Regions from separate parts of the Homo sapiens genome. Here region 1 is linked to region 2. Evidence: chromatin contacts called from ENCODE Hi-C or POLR2A ChIA-PET data. All regions are on one chromosome and are shown on one strand. The core of a region is the stretch at or near the end of the contact, and the rest is flanking DNA. Distances in the headings are between cores, read along the strand shown.

The links. Hi-C counts contacts between places; a loop is a spot of excess contacts on that map. ChIA-PET counts read pairs that join two places held with the same protein, here RNA polymerase II (POLR2A). Pooled maps may share reads with other maps.
Region 1: a map of PC-3 shows a loop between it and region 2 (3-fold over the local background). The contact joins two enhancer-like sites. A Hi-C loop is called at or near these places in 1 of 168 maps with a recorded cell type or tissue (PC-3) and 1 of 50 pooled maps. POLR2A ChIA-PET finds 5 or more read pairs at or near these places in 1 of 52 experiments (IMR-90).

What each region holds. Positions count from the first base shown.
Region 1 is chr17:66,505,608-66,509,119 of GRCh38, forward strand. The region is part of intron 3 of PRKCA (protein kinase C alpha); the gene reads left to right. Among named protein-coding and RNA genes, the nearest start is that of PRKCA-AS1, 91 kb to the left of the region's middle. RefSeq lists an enhancer at 1,644-1,938. Within about 2 kb of position 2,149, at least 16 of the 41 ENCODE cell types and tissues checked have a DNase peak (open chromatin) inside an H3K27ac peak, as active enhancers do; they include PC-3, where a contact is called at or near this core.
Region 2 is chr17:66,271,223-66,274,540 of GRCh38, forward strand. No RefSeq gene overlaps it. Among named protein-coding and RNA genes, the nearest start is that of PRKCA, 30 kb to the right of the region's middle. Within about 2 kb of position 1,954, at least 5 of the 41 ENCODE cell types and tissues checked have a DNase peak (open chromatin) inside an H3K27ac peak, as active enhancers do; they include PC-3, where a contact is called at or near this core.

The sequences.
Region 1 (3,512 bases), core at 899-3,398, 230 kb after region 2:
GATTGTCTCGGGAGGCAGACAACAGGCCAGTGGAACCCAGTCAGAATAAGGGAGCCTTTTGAGGTGGGTAGAATTGTTTTTGGTCAAAAAAGAGGTGAGATGATCAATTAGAGTGATTTTGTTGTGAAACTTATAAAATGCCTCTGACATCAAGTCTGGGAACAGATCTTTGTGTATTAACCATAGAGAGTGTGTTTGAATCATTGTATAATGTCTCCGGGGCACTTTTATTTAATATGCTTATTTATTTATTTACTTATTTTGAATTTTAGAGGTGAGACTTGCTATGTTGCCCAGGCTGGACTTGAACTCCTGGACATAAGTGATCCTCCTGCGTAGCTGGGGAGACAGGCGTGAGCAGCTTCACCTGGGGCATGTTTGGTTTTTTAAAAATTATTTACTTGGAGGCCAGGCGCTGTGGCTCATGCCTATAATCCCAGCACTTTGGGAGGTCAAGGCAGGTGGATCACCTGAGGTCAGGGGTTTGAGACCAGCCTGGCCAACATGGTGAAACTCCATCTCTACTAAAATTACAAAATTTAGCCAGGCATGGTGGTGTGTGCCTGTTCTCCCGGTTACTTGGGAGGCTGAGGCAGGAGAATTGCTCAAACCCTGGAGGCGGAGGTTGCAGTGAGCCGACATCGTGCCACTGCATTGCAGTCTGGGCGACACGGTGAGACCCCGTCTAAAAAAAAAAAAAATTATTTACTTGGGATCTGGCCTAGGCAACATAGCGAGACCCTATTTCTTAAATTAAAAAAAAAGGTCATATTACTTAATGATCATATTTACACAGTGAATTCTTTGTGAGAGGGTCCTGTGTGTTTTCTCTTTGAAAGCCGAGTGCCTGATACAGGGCCTGGCACAAATTAGATACTCAAAAAGTATTCGTTGAACCAAAGAGAATGAGTTGGTGAAGGTCTGATAACCTAACTTGATCACCAGTCGTATTTATCCGGTCTTGAATTACTTGAATATTTACAGCTGTGCGTGAGACTTTTACTGAACTCCCTTAATACCCAAGAGTAGCCGTCTCATCAGCATCATTATTACGGCTGATGCTGGGGGTGTGGGGGAACACACCTGATGGGCTTTTCTGTTTTTCCCAGTAACTGTTTCAAAGTGTAGTCTTCACTATTTGGAATTTAGTTTAAGAAGTAGTGGGTGAGGCAATAGCTTTTGACTGGTTGGGATCAACAATTGGTATGATGGATTCCTTGTTTATTTTTTCTGACCGATCCAAGTGACTCAGTGATACTAGACATTTCGTGATGTACAAACAGCCAAATTACCTGACCCTGAGAACTGTTGTTGGAAATGGTGTCTGGAGAGCCTGCTGTAGGAGTGCAAATTCTCGGAAGCCCAGAGTTGGAAGATCCACGGCACAGGATGTGACATCTTTGTGATACCATGTATTTAGCGTCTCTTATGTGTCTGGTGTTTTTCTTGCATTTATTCATTGTATGTAAACATTAAATGTTTCTTGAGCATTTATTGTGTGTGAGGTATTATGGGAGGCAAAGGTTAAAAAACACAGTTCTTGTCTTCAAACAACTTATCCTTAGTGGGAAGTCATGTATATGAATAAATATTACTATTCAAATAGTCACTTCAGCGGATAACATACATAAATGCACTAGGTATGCATTATTGTTCCCATTGTACAGATGTGCAAATTGAGGCTTGAGGTAGTTAAGTGATTCTCCCGAGTGCAGTAGTAAGTGGAGCACTAAGCTTTGAACTGGACCTCTCAACTTCCAAACCTGTTCTTTTTCCACAGTACCACGTGACTGAACAGCAAAGCTAACTTAGGGGCAGTTTTCTGTCAGTGAAGGTTCCATTTTTGTGGGTGGAGTCTGGGGTCATTGTGACTATGAGAAATCTTAAAATGGTAAAAGAAATTTGGAATCATACAATCCTGAGACATTAACAGTAAAAACCTTCACAAGGCAGATTAGCAACGTGAACTAGTAAAGACAGGAGCATGTAGGGCTGATGGGACCGGGTGGGAGCTGGCAGCAGTTTGGAGACTTGGTTTAGGTCCTTCTGAAGAGGGTACAGAGTGGGACTTTTCAGGACATTGGGTTTCTGGAAAGATCCGTTTCAAGTGTCTACACCCTAAGCTGAAAGCCAGCCCAGAGAGCTTTTTGGCTCATGCTGGGGCTTATTCCTGGATTCTGATGAGTCATGTTTTTTAGAAGCTGAACTTCTAAACTTCTAAGCCGAGTCCCATTCAGTTAGCTGGTACCTTCCTCACCTTGGCTTTGTTTTCTGTTTTTGCTGCTTAATACATTTCCAGCAGGAGATTTAGGAAGGGTCTGTGGACAGAGAAGTAGATTTCCCAGGATCTAAGAAAAGAAGGTTGGTTTACTGTGGGTATTCTAGCTGTCATTATAACTGTGTTATTTTATTTATTTACAAAGGGATCATGAGCCAGAACCAATCATAACAATCAAATGAACCCACTCACTGTTTCAGCCTCTGATGGTGGCTAAGAGAAAACAGCAAGTGGGGAGCACCCCCCCTCACAGTCGCCTCTATTATGTTGTACCAGAAGCTGGGATCCAGCACCCTCAAACGTAGAGGCTTGTACTAGCAAGAGTCACATGGACAGTGGGAAGGTCCATTCTAATTATTTTGTTAGTAATTCAGTCTGTTCTATTTATTCTTATAATCTAGCACATTCCAAAACATATTTGTTTTGAGAATGATAAACCAAGGGGAAAAGTCAGGTTTTAAGAAGAATGTCATGGCCACGAAGATAACACTGCCGTTGGGCGTTGCCGTGGTTCTGACTGGGTGAAGGTTTCCCAGTGACCATCTTTGTGTGGAAAGAGCACTCTGCTCCTGATGTTGGGGATGTCATGCCACCCACGTACATCACTGTCCTCAGCATTCCAGCACTCTTGCCTATTCTCCGTGCATCTCTTCCACCCTGCAAGCCATTGCTTATGTCACCCTGATTGATCATGGTGTAACACCCAGCTGTCCTCTGCACACAGGATCCCAAGCCAGAAGTCTCAGGATTTTCTTGGTTGTCTCCATCTTTTTTTTGTTTCACGCACCTAATAGGTTTCCAAGTGCTACGAGTTCTGCTTTCAACTCTCTTTCCTCTCCATCTCCATAGCCACTGTCTTTGTGAAGGCCTTGTTGTGTGCTGTGAGTTGGTCTTACTGACTCTGGACTGTTTCTCCTCTATGAACTGTCTTTCATATTGCCACCCCGTGGTACTCCAGTTGTTGTTGTTTTTGTTTTTTAATGTGATTATGCACTCTCTTGCTTATCATCTTCCAAGGTTGGTACAGAGTCACTCACAGCGGCCTCACTGGCTGTTAGCTGTGGCTGCTGGCCAGGGAGTCCTAAGGTCTGCCCCACATTAGCTTGGGAGGGTAGTGCAGGTTTTTTACAAGGGAGTGGCAGTTTTCCAAGAAGGAACACCTCAGTGTACACACACTTAATAGGCTTCCCCTGGCGCTGTGTTTCCCAGTGTTTCATTGGCCAAAGCCCAGAGT
Region 2 (3,318 bases), core at 704-3,203:
CTAATCTACTTCATTTCTCTATAAATTTCCCTGTTGTTAACATTTCAAACAAATGGAACCATAGAGTACATGGTCTTGTGTGTCTGGCTTCTTTTGCTTAGCATAATCTTGTCAAGATTCACCCATGTTCTAGCATGTATCAGAACTTCATGTGGCTCATGCCTGTAATCCCAGCACTTTGGGAGGCTGAAGTGGGCAGATCACTTGAGGTCAGGAGTTTGAGACCAGCCTGGCCAAGAGGATGAAGCCCCGTCTCTACCAAAAATACAAAAATTAACCAGGCATGGTGGTGCGTTCCTGTAATCCCAGCTACTTAGGAAGCTGAAGCAGGAGAAACACTTGAACCCTGGAACCCAGAGGTGAATATTGCAGTGAGCCAAGATCACACACTGCACTCCTACATGACAGAGCGAGACTCTGTCTCAAAAAAACAAAACAAAACAAAAAAACCTTCATTCCCTTTTATGGCTGAATAATATTCCACTGTATGGATATACCACATTTTATTTATCCCTTCATCAGTTGATGGACATATTTGGGTTGTTTCCACCTTTAGCTATTATGACTAGCATTACTATAAATATTCATATACAAGTTTTTGTGTGGACATATGTTTTCATTTCTCTTGGGTACATGACCAGGAGTGAAATTGCTCTAGGCTTCCGTTAAGAGTAACTGTGAGATTCATTCTATATTGTTCATCAGATGGTCCCCAACAGGATGGATGGAGCTCCAGTGTCCACACTGAGAAGCTCAGCAAGACAGCCTTCATTGTTGCCACCTCCTTTTACATCTCACTTTCCTCACTCCTACAGCCTTGCTCCCTAGGATGACTCCCAAAATAAACTCCCGACACCCATGCCCTTGCCTGTTGTTCTGCTTTCAGGCAATCCAAATGAAGATATGAAAGTTCGGCCAGGCACGGTGGCTCATGCCTGTAAACCCAGCACTTTGGGAGGCCAAGGGAGGCAGATCACTTGAAGTCAGGAGTTCGAGACCAGCCTGGCCAACATGGTGAAACCCCGTCTCTAATAAAAATACAAAAAAATTAACCAGGCATGGTGGTAGGCACCTATAATCCCAGCTACTCAGGAGGCTGAGGCAGGAGAATTGCTTGCACCCAGGAGGCGGAGGTTGCAGTGAGCCGAGTTTGTGCCACTGTACTCCAGCCTGGATGACGGAGTGAGAACCTGCCTCAAAAAAAAAAAAAAAAAAAAAAAAAACAAAAAGATATGAAAGTGCATAAGAGTTCAGGCCTGTTCGTGTTCCTGTTCTTCACGTGTCAGAGGCAAGAAGCATGAGGCCTCTTCACCTTCCATAAAGGGAGATGGCGCCCACTGCACAAGGTGTCTGATGTAAACTAAGAAAAACCAAATAACAACAGCAACCAAAAAAAGGTGAAAGTCACAAGGTGATCCCAACGGGTGGAGGAAGAGGACTAGCATGTTAGATGCATATGATGCTAACAGGGGCCCTGTATGCATTATTCTGTTTAATTCCCACAACAGCCCGGAGAGGTTGATAATTTGCCTGGGGTTATCCCAGAAGTGAAGGAGCCCAGATCAGCAGCCAGGTTCCTCCGATTCCAGTGGCTGTCCTCTGTCACCTCTCCCCACCCTCTGGTCAGTGCTCTTCACAGCAAACTGGTAATTTCCTAACTGCCTTTAAGTGAAAGTATCTTTTTGGCTCCACATTCTACTGCAAAGGAAGCCAGATGCTATTTTTCAGTCCTGTGAACTTTCCATTTCTGGCAGGTGGCTGGCTCTCCTTTTCCCTGGATAGAATGTAATTTCCATTTGCTTTCCAGCAATCTTATTGATTGAACATGCTTCCAAATTTTTTCATCTTTGACACGTTTCTTACAATGTAATTTTACAGGGCAGGAATCATCCTTGTTGAAGAGGAGAGTCCAAGACGGGGCGGCATTCTTGTGTAATGAGTTGCTTTAGCTTTTTCTTTTTTTCTTTTTCTTTTTTTTTTTTTTTTGGCTAAAACTAAGAATGTGTCAGTGGCAAACACTAAAAATCCACCCCCATTTACTTCTTGTGGCTGTTCCTGAGGGATGTCAGTGATAAAGTCACCCAACTTACAAACTTTACAGTGAGTCACTCATCCCATTAAAGGCCCTTGAGATGTACGATAACAGCAAAAAAAAACCCCACCTTTCCAGAAGGATATCATAACAATTAGAAAATCAGTCATGATGGCAGTGAACCTCAATGTTCTGATCCACAAAATAAGGCTTTGGTGAAGAATAAATGAAATTACATTTGTGAAAATTTTGCAGTGTGAGCTTTTATTACTCGTATCTTTACAAAGAACATAATAGATACTGCTACATTTTTGCAAAGCAAGCTGACATCTGGAGTATGAAACAATCATTAATAATTATCTGTGCTGGTCAGGCATGGTGGATCAAGGTTGTAATCCCAGCACCTTGGGAGGCCAAGGCAGGGGGATTGCTTGAGGCCAGGAGTTTGAGACCAGCCTGGCCAACATAGTGAGACTCCATTTATATAAAAAAATTAAAAATCAGCCAGGTGTTGTGCCACACACCTAAATTCCTAGCTACACTGGAGGTTAAGACAGGAGGGTTGCTTGAGCCCAGTAATTCAAGGCTATAGTGAGCTATGATTATGCCACTGCACTCTAGCCTGGGAGACAGAGATAGAGCCTGTCTCTCAAAACAAAACGAAAACAAAACAACAACAACAAAAAGCTGGGCACAGTGGCTCATGCCTGCAACCCCAGCACCTTGAGAGGCCAAGGCAGAAGGACTGCTTGAGTCCAGGAGTTCTAGACCAGCTGGACAATGTACCAAGACCCCCATCTCTTTAAAAAGTGTAGCTGGGCCTGGGTGGTACATAACTGTAGTCCCAGCTACTCAAGAGGCTGAGGTGGCAGGATCCCTTGTGCCCAGAAGTTGGAGGATGCAGTGAGCTGTGATAGCTACACACTCCAGCCTAGGTGACAGTGACAGAGCAAGATCCTGTGTCTAAACAAGAAAAAGAAACGGTATCTGTGCAAAAAAAAAAAAAGTATTCAAAAGTCTAAACCTTGTGTTAGAGACAGCCATTGCACAAACAAGAAGAAAGGGAATTCATTAGACCATGCATAAGTATCAGAAAGAGCCTGAATGTTTTTTTAAATCATTATTATTTACAATTTTTTTTTTTTTTTTTGAGACGGAGTCTTGCTCTGTCACCCAGGCTGGAGTGCAGTGACGCGATCTCGGCTCATTGCAAGCTCTGCCTCCCGGGTTCACGCCATTCTCCTGCCTCAGCCTCCCAAGCAGCTGGGACTACAGGTGCCCGTCAC